Linked DNA regions of Homo sapiens: region 1 is linked to region 2. A link is an interaction called in ENCODE POLR2A ChIA-PET data of the cell type or tissue named here. Cell type or tissue: Panc1. All regions are shown on one strand. Links, peaks and the distances in the headings refer to the core of each region. The heading gives the core; the rest is flanking DNA. Region 1 has its middle 53 kb from the start of ARL8B. Region 2 has its middle 17 kb from the start of BHLHE40-AS1.

Region 1 (4,390 bases), core at 79-4,078, 72 kb after region 2:
TGACCTCATTTTCTTCAAGGTGATCAGTCTTGGGGGTGCTGAAAATCAGCATACAATATAAACACTAGATGAATTCTTTACTCCTAGCTGGGTACAGTGGCTCACACCTGTACACCCAGCACCTTGGGAGGCTGAGGTGGGAGGATCACTTGAGGCTAGGAATTTAACACTAGCCTGGGAAACAGTAAGGCCCATCTTTACAGATTTTTTAAAAAATTTTTTACCCTGAAGGGTGCTTCCTTCCTTTTTCTGTCAGTGTCAACACTTTATTTTGGTGTAAACACAGGAATCTGGAACATACATTGTATTTGAAATTTTCCTGGTTCCTGAGCTAATCTGTTTAAATTCAAATACTTAAAGGGTCGGGGGAACGGAAGAATAAGGAGAGATTTGTTTAAGGATACAAAATTACAGCTACATAGCAGGAATAAGCTCTAGAGTTCTATGCCACTGTAGGATGACTATAGTTAATATATTACATAATTCCTTTCTTTCTTTCTTTTTTTTTTTTTTTTTTTTTTGAGATGGAGTCTCGCTCTGTTGCCCAGGCTGGAGTGTAATGGCATGATCTCGGCTAACTGCAACCTCTTCCTTCCAGGTTCAAGCGATTCTCCTGCCTCAGCCTCCCGAGCAGCTGGGATTACAGGCACCCACCACAACGCCCAGCCGATTTTTGTATTTTTACTAGAGTCGGGGTTTCACTGTGTTGGCCAGGCTGGTCTCGAACTCCTGACCTCAAGTGATCCGCCCACCTCAGCCTCCCAAAGTGCTGGGATTATAGGTGTGAGCCACCGTGTCTGGTATTTTTTTTTTTTTTTTTTTTTTTTGAGAGAGGGTATCGATCTGTCGCCCAGGCTGTAATCCAGTGGCGTGATCTCAGCTTACTGCAACCTCTGCCTCCCGGGTTCCAGTGATTCTCTTGGCTCAGCTTCCAGAGCAGCTGGGATTATAGGTGCACGCCACCACACCCGGCTAATTTTTGTGTATTTTCTTTTAAAGATGGCTTTCACCATGTTGGCCAGGCTGGTCTTGAACTTCTGAACCCCTGTGATCTGCCCGCCTTGGCCTCCCAAAGTGCTGGGATTACAGACGTGAGCCACTGCACCCGGCATTAATATCCTTCTAGCTATTTGAAACTATGTAATATATTAACAGGGCCCGGTACGGTGACTCGCACTTGTAATCCCAGCACCTTGAGAGGCCAAGGAGGGCAGATCACTTGATGTCTGGAGTTTGAGACCAGCCTGGCCAACATGGTGAAACCCCATCTCTACTAAAAATACAAAAATGAGTTGGGAGTGGTTGTAGGTGCCTGCAGTCCCAGCTACTTGGGAGGCTGAGGCAGGAGAATCGCTCGAACTTGGGAGGCGGACGTTGCAATGAGCCCAGATTGCGCCATTGCACTCCAGCCTGGGTGACAAGAGCAAAACTCCGTCTCAAAAAAAGGACATTGAATGTTCCCAACATAAAGAAATGATAAAGTTTTGAGATGATGGATATGCTAATTAGCCTGATCTGATCACTATATATGTATGCAACATCACTATTAAAAATGCAAATACTTACAAATTACAGCAGCAAAATAAAAGCACAGAAAAGAGAAAACCCGACGGAGAAGGCAGCCCGGGTCAGCTGTGCCACTTGGTGTGGACGCCTGAGGTGCGGAACAGGAGCTGCTGTGTCCGCATTTTTCTTTCCTCTCCTTTTTCTTCAGAGAGGCGGTCGGAAGTAGCTGCTGGGTCTGCTTCGTGATGGCTGCTTCAATGGCTTGGCTGAAGAGTGTTGGAAACTGGGTACAGGAACAGGGTCTGAGTTGTCACTCTCCCCATCGCTGTCCACAAGAGCAGCAGGAATTAGGCTGTTTGCATCTTTGGAGCAGTTTTGGGCCAAACGTCTGTTTTTCCTTTTTCAATTCTCCACATCTGAGCAAAAGAAGGAGAGTCGTCTTCCAGATTCCTGATGCTAAATGAAGCAGTGGGGTGACAGACGGGTCAGCAGAAAGTCTGCCTGGGACCCTGGAGTTCTGTTAAGAGAAGAAAGGGAGGGGGCCCCAGGCCCTCCGTGCAGGAGGTCCCACAGTGGAGCTGGAGGAGCAGGTGTAGGAACGGCAGGGAGGAAGCTGCCGTAGATCCTGCAGGCCCCCTGTCTGGTTCTCCTCCATCTCTGCCCTGTGCTCTCAGCAGCGTTCCTCCTGAGACTTCTCCTGGTGACTTCTCTTCTCTATGTCAGTCTAGGGTTACCTTAGAGACCATAGGAGAAGGTCCCATTTCCCAAAACCCAGTCAGAGAACCACCCTGTGTTGAGAGTCCCCGATTCACTCACATCCCACATGACCTCGCCCGTACATCCTGGAAACAACAGCTCCCATCTCCTCGCCCCTGAAGGACCTGGGTACTGCTAAGATGTGTTATGCCCAGGGATTTTGATGCTTATTCTCTATGTGTTCCTGGTGCCAGAGTCTGCAAGGACCTACATTTCCAATTCTACCACCTCACATTGTTTTCCAGGGTTCTGGTACCTAATTAGGAAAGTCATCTGTGTCCATAAGTTCCTCTGGCCCTCTGGAAAGTGACCTAATTATAACAAAGCCACACAGAACAATCTCCTTCATATTACTACAAAGCCTCACAAATCAAATTCCTTGATATTACCACCATCATTCATCCCTGTAGGATGATGCCAATAAGAACAGAAGCCTCCATTTCTTGAATACTTAGTGCCTTACATGGATGAGTTCCTTACTTCTCTCAATAGCTTTTTGACATAAGTACTACTATTATGCCCATTTTACAGGTGGAGAAATCAAGGCTCAGAGAAGTTAAATGACTCGCCCAAGAACACATTGTTAGTTTCATATTGACAATGAAATTCTAGCCCTAGTCTGCCTGACACCAGTGTCGGGCATCTTGACCATTACACAGACTGTCTCAGGTTATTTCTACTAATCTCCCTATGAAGAATTATAAAGAAAATTTAAACAGTAGATTGAGGTAGGGGAACAGGAGGGAGATGGGATAATTTAAACAGTAGATTGAGGGAGATTGGTCTTTGTATTAATAAAGAAAATGCTAGCTAATATAATAATTAACCTCCCAATTTTAGTGTCTTAACACAGTTCAAATGTATTTTTTACTCATGTTGCAATCTGATGGTGTTCCTGGTGGGTTTCCTCCATGTGGTGATTCTGGGACCCAGGCTTGTCTCATCTTATGGCTCTGCCATCCTTTAGGGCCTTGGAGACCTTTGCATCCAGAAGAAACGTACACCCTCTTCTTAACTGCCTTGGCCCAGAAGTGACACACATCCCTTTCTGCTCACATTTCACTGGCCAGCACTGGTCCTGTGGCATTGCATAGATGTAAGGGGACTGGGAAATGTATTTCTGCCCTAGGCAGCTACTTCTCAGCATCAACTCTATACCATTCAAGAGGGCATGCAAAATATTTGGTGAAAAGTTAGTTATCTCTGCCCCAGCCTCAATGACCTTAAGTGTCTTCTATTCCATAAATTCTAAGATTCCATAATTTAATTGTTTTGGAATACATGGGAATCTGTTGAAGACTTGAAGTTCCTTTCTTTCTTTTTTTCTTTTTTTCTTTCTTTTTTTGAGACGGAGTTTCGCTCTTGTTGCTCAGGCTGGAGTGCAATGGTGTGATCTCAGCTCACCACAACCTCCGCCTACAGGGTTCAAGCAATTCTTCTGCCTCAGCTTCCCGAGTAGCTGGGATTACAGGCATGTGCCACCCCGCCTGGCTAATTTTGTATTTTTTTTAGTAGAAGCGGGGTTTCTCCATGTTGGTCAGGCTGGTCTTGAACTCCCGACCTCAGGTGATCCTCCCGCCTTGGCCTCCCAAAGTGCTGGGATTACAGGCATGAGCCATTGCACCCAGCATTGAAGGTCCTTTCAATACGGTCATATTCTTGTGAGAAACGATGAAGACAGACAATGTCTGTGGCAGTGTGGTCAGTATACTCTGTGGCCTGATGTTTGCGGTGCCTGAAAAGTGAGAGCGTCTGTCACCTTTTCTTTATGTTCCTGTAGTGTGGCCCGTGGTAACTTTCCAATAGGAGGGCAAGAACAACTCCAAGGGCAGAAACCTTGCCCGGGCTCCATCCCTTCCTGCCGAGAGAAGTGCTCGAAGACATGGTTTTTACATAATGTTTAGAAATAAGCATCTGAGAAGTGTGGAAACATGCCGTCCTGATTTACTCAGCCCCATCGCTAAGTGCTGGCATTATCACCATCTGCTGAATGTGGAAGTTGTTGAAAAATGAGTCACCTGGCACCAAAAACCATTTCTGCTCAGAATCCCCCACACACACTAACCCATCTCTTAGTATCAACAAAAAGTCTCTGCAGCTTGTAAGTTCTGAGAAGACTAAGAGAACA
Region 2 (4,390 bases), core at 214-4,213:
TGATATTTCAAAGAAAAACATGGAGATCATCTTATGATTAAAATCAAGGGCTTATTGGGGTTTCTCTAAATTTATTTTAAGCTTTGTGTTTTCAGTTTGCACTTCGTATGGGGAGGAAGGATCAAAATGCTCATGTCTCAGGACCTTAGGGCTTAATTGCCCTGGGGCTTAGAGCCTCTCTAGACCTTATCCAGCAAGGTGACGCTAGCTCTCCAGAGTCTGAGTGGGAGGCAGCATGGACACCCACCTGGCCCCTGCTTCCCCTGGGGCTCACGTGGCTGTGTGAGGGGTGTTTCTTAGGGCAGTGGCCTCAGCTCCCCTGACCCGTGGCTTCTCACAGTCTGCCTTTCAGACAAGGCGCTCACTGTCCCAGCATGTTCCAAGCCACCGGCTCAAGTCCCAGCCAGCCCAGGCCTGTTGCAATGAGTCAGCCTTTCACTGGGGAAAAACGTGGTGACTGGCCTCCAAGTCATTTTTTCCAGCTTGGCCCTTGTCCTGGGCTGGGTTTGGGGAGACCTTCATTTTTCCCTTTGGGATTCGGCTGCCTACGAGGTATTCCCAAGGGTCCCTAGGAAGCAAGGGGGCTGGAATTCCTTTGGGGCAGGTTGAGTTGCTGCAGTTCAGCCAAATGAGGGTCCCTCAAGGTGCCCACCTGGTCTCGCTCCACCTCCCCCTGCTCATATAAGCAAAAGTAGAGGCCACAGAGGGTAAGTTCTTATGGCCCTTACGGTTGTGCCCAGTCATGGGGAGGAGGATAAGAAGAGGAGTTATAAAATAAAGTCCACCTTTGGCATCTTTCACAGGCCATGCTAGCGCAGCAACCTCAGGTACCTGGAGCTTGAGGCACACTTGGCCTCTTATCAACTAGTGGTGCCTTCCTGAAAGATGATGCTCCCTTGGGCCCCTTGAATTTTAAAGCAAGCACCATTACCTTCGGTGAACCTTCCTGCCCCCAGCTCTATGCCAGGGTTCCGGTTTCAGAGCTATTCGCCTTACCATCCCTTCTGACTCACCTCTGGCTTCCCAGGGCTTCGTGAGGCCTCCCCTGCATGGCCAGGCTGATGTGGATTCTCCCTAGTGTGACTGGGTGGGAGGGAGGAAGAGGCAATGACCATTAGTCAAAGGGTGGTGAGGGTGCGTGAGGGCAGGGCTTTGGCCCTCACGGATCCCGCAGTAAATTCACTCTCTCCGGAGGAAACATTGACCTCACTGCTGCTGAAGCCCTTACTTAGAACTTCCTATTCATTTTTGCAATTAGCAAAGATTAACCTCTCAATAATTCATTCATTCAGGGCACAGATAGTTATTGGTACCTTTACATGCCAGGTACTGGGCTTTGGGGCTACAATAGTGCACAGAAGAGTCATGCTCCTGTTTCCTGAAGCCGATAGTCTGAGAGGGACACAGATAGCAACCTGATAATTACACAGATAGATACCAACAATCCAGTATCAATATGCAAGAAGAGCACAGAAGAGCAGACAACAGTGCCTGGAGTGGTCTGGGGTGTTCAGGGAAGGTTTGCCTGAAATAGACGGGTAAGTGGGAGTTGTCTGGTTGAGATGGGGGTCCTGACCCCAAGTACCTAGATAGTGACCTTATTTGGAAATAGGGTTTTTTACAGAGATAATCAAGTTAACATGAGGTCATTAGGGTAGGCCCTAATCTTGACTGGTATTCTTATCAAAAGGGGAAATTTGGACACAGAGACAGACATGCGCACAGGAAGAATGTCACGTGAAGATGAAAGCAGACATCAGGGGGATGCTGGCTGCTTACAAGCCATGGAATGCCGAAGATAGTGAGCCGACACCAGGAGCTAGGAGAGAAGCCTAGAACTGACGCTCCCTCACGGCCTCCAAGGAACCAAATCTGCTGACACCTTGATTTTGAATTTTTAGCTTCCAGAACTTGAGATCACACATTTCTGTTGTTTAACCCACCCCAGCTGTGGTCTTTTGTCAAGGTAGCCGTAGCAGACAAACTCAGTTTTCCAGCAGAGGAAACTGCACATGCAAAAGCCCTGGAAGTGAGGGCAGGGGAGGCGGGTTTGAGAAAAGAGGCCACCCTGGCTGAAATGCAGAGTCAAAAATTCCTTCATCCAGACTGACAGGGAAGCAGATCAGTGTGGGCACCTCAGGCGACTATTAAAATAGCAATAAAAATAACTACCTCGAAGGTGTGTAGAGTGTACCAGATAAGCCTGGGGAGGCAGGAAGTGACTAGAGCTATGCAGGGGCTTCCCTGTAGGGGTAGAAGTGGAGCCTTTAACCTTAAGACAGAGGAGAAGCTAGCAGGGTACGCAGGCGACCTAGAGCCTCGTTTGAGGTGTGTGACTTTGGGAAAATGGCCGTCTGTCTCTGTGCCTTAGTTCTTCGATCTCTTCCCTTATCTGGGACATTCTGTGACCATATGACTAGCAGTGTGCTCTGTGTTGCTGTCTCCTGTGTGGTGAGCCGGTGCGAAGGAAGAGAAAAGAATGAAAATAGCATTGGACACAGTTGTGGATCTTATGGAACTTATAGTCTAGTTGGGGAAATGACATTCATTCGGGCCAGTGCACAATGGAAGTGCTAAGTGTGTGAAGTGGACAATGTCAGACATTCTGAAGGGCTAAAGTGGTGGCTTCCCTCATGGGGGGTCTCGAAGTCTAGTGGGACCCCAGATACAATTTCTCGTTGTTTTTTTTTTTTTTTTTTTTTTGAGACAGAGTCTCACTCTGTCCCCCAGGCTGGAGGGCGGTGGCGCGATCTCGGCTCACTGCAAGCTCCGCCTCCCGGGTTCACGCCATTCTCCTGCCTCAGCCTCCCGAGTAGCTGGGACTACAGGCGCCCGCCACCACGCCAGGCTAATTTTTTTTTTTTTTTTTTAAGTAGAGACGGGGTTTCACAGTGTTAGCCAGGCTGGTCTCGATCTCCTGAACTCGTGATCCGCCTGCCCCGGCCTCCCAAAGTGCTGGGATTACAGGCTTGAGCCACTGCGCCCGGCCCCAGATACAATTTCGATGCTGTACATCTCCACCCGCCCCACCACTCCATAATTAATAGGTCTGGGGATGGGTGGGGGTTAACACGTGACCTAAGCTGGGCCAATCAGAATCTTTCCCTGGATTTTTTGGTCAGGAGCTAAGGAAGAAAATGCAGTTTCTCTCTTGGTGGCTATGTTTGCTGCTACATAGAGGGGGCTGACTTGAGGGAATGGAGCTGACAGGCTGCCCAGAGAAGACAAGAGGGAAGGAGAGAGAGAGAGAGAGGGAGGGAGGGAGGGAAGGAAGGTGGGAGGGGAGAGGGAGAGAGAGAGAGAGAGAGTGCGAGCGAGCCCCTTGGCTGCCCTGGCCCTGCTGCATCTCCGCGTTTCCCCTGGGCTTACTGGAGATACCCTACCCGCACATTCTTCACCCTGCATTTATCAGTTTCCCCTAGGCTAGTTGGAGAGGAGTTTCTGTCACCTAGAGTCCTAGGAGTTCTGATTCACACAGGGATCCCCCGTGTCAACCTCAGCCACTGTTTGTGAGTGAGGTGATGAGACCCTGCTCTTGGCCCTAGTGTGTGCTATTGTGTCAGGGACCAAGGAGCTGTCCCTGCCCTCTTAGGAAACCCTTCATGGAGCCGAAGGCCATCTTCACTCTTTATAGTACCGGAGGCGCCTGAGTCTTCACCATGCCTCTGTGAGCCTGGCGGCATTTGTTTCACTTTGCAAACCCTGCAAGTCAGGAATTAAATCTCCCCCACCCTAGTCTTACAGTTGAGGAAACTGAGGCTCAGAGGAGGAGAAATGCCTTTGTATCTAAGTGGCAGAGCCTTTTTTGGGTGTCACAGTCCTTAAGATGGTACACGTGAAACAGCAGCCCAAGCCCTGATCAGGGGAAAAAGTAATCATCCTTCATTCATGAATTCATCAGTGAACATTTCCCTACAAAAAAAGAAGAGAAATTATCAAAGGTTTGTGCAGAGCCTGAAGTGTGAATTCAGGAAGGCAAACACAACCTTTTATCTCTATAAGCCCAGAAATCACTATACACACAATGTCAGGCATAAGTTAGGTGCTTAAGATATGTTTGCTGAAAAAGAATAAGAACAATATCTTAGTTACTGAGTGGTCACTATGTGCCAGGCACTATTTTAAGTGATTCGTGGGTATTCACTGAGGTAACCCTCACCCAGCCTTGTAAGGTTGGCACTATTATGCCTGACTGATTGATTGATTGAGACAGGGTCTCACTCTGTCACCCAGGCTGGAGTGCAGTGGCATGATCATAGCTCACTGCAGCCTCAAATTCCTGGGCTCAAGCAATCCTCTCACCTCAGCCTCCCGAGTGGCTGGAACTGCCTGGCTAATTTTTTATTTTCTATTTTTTGTAGAGACAGGATTCAGTATGTTACCAGGACTG

Evidence for each region. ChIA-PET counts read pairs that join two places held together with the same protein. Peaks named below come from ENCODE experiments on the same cell type or tissue, not always from the same donor. Only the 100,000 strongest peaks of a DNase experiment are listed, where the experiment ranks them.
Region 1: POLR2A ChIA-PET joins it to region 2 with 9 read pairs; 12 of 35 experiments call an interaction of 5 or more read pairs at or near these places.

What each region holds. Positions count from the first base shown.
Region 1 is chr3:5,066,987-5,071,376 of GRCh38, forward strand. It overlaps the pseudogene RNF10P1. Among named protein-coding and RNA genes, the nearest start is that of ARL8B, 53 kb to the right of the region's middle. In Panc1, for the core only: no CTCF peak of the experiment used is centred there; no DNase peak of the experiment used is centred there.
Region 2 is chr3:4,994,726-4,999,115 of GRCh38, forward strand. No RefSeq gene overlaps it. Among named protein-coding and RNA genes, the nearest start is that of BHLHE40-AS1, 17 kb to the left of the region's middle. RefSeq lists enhancers at 1-542, 306-1,505. In Panc1, for the core only: no CTCF peak of the experiment used is centred there; no DNase peak of the experiment used is centred there; H3K27ac peaks cover 3,302 bases.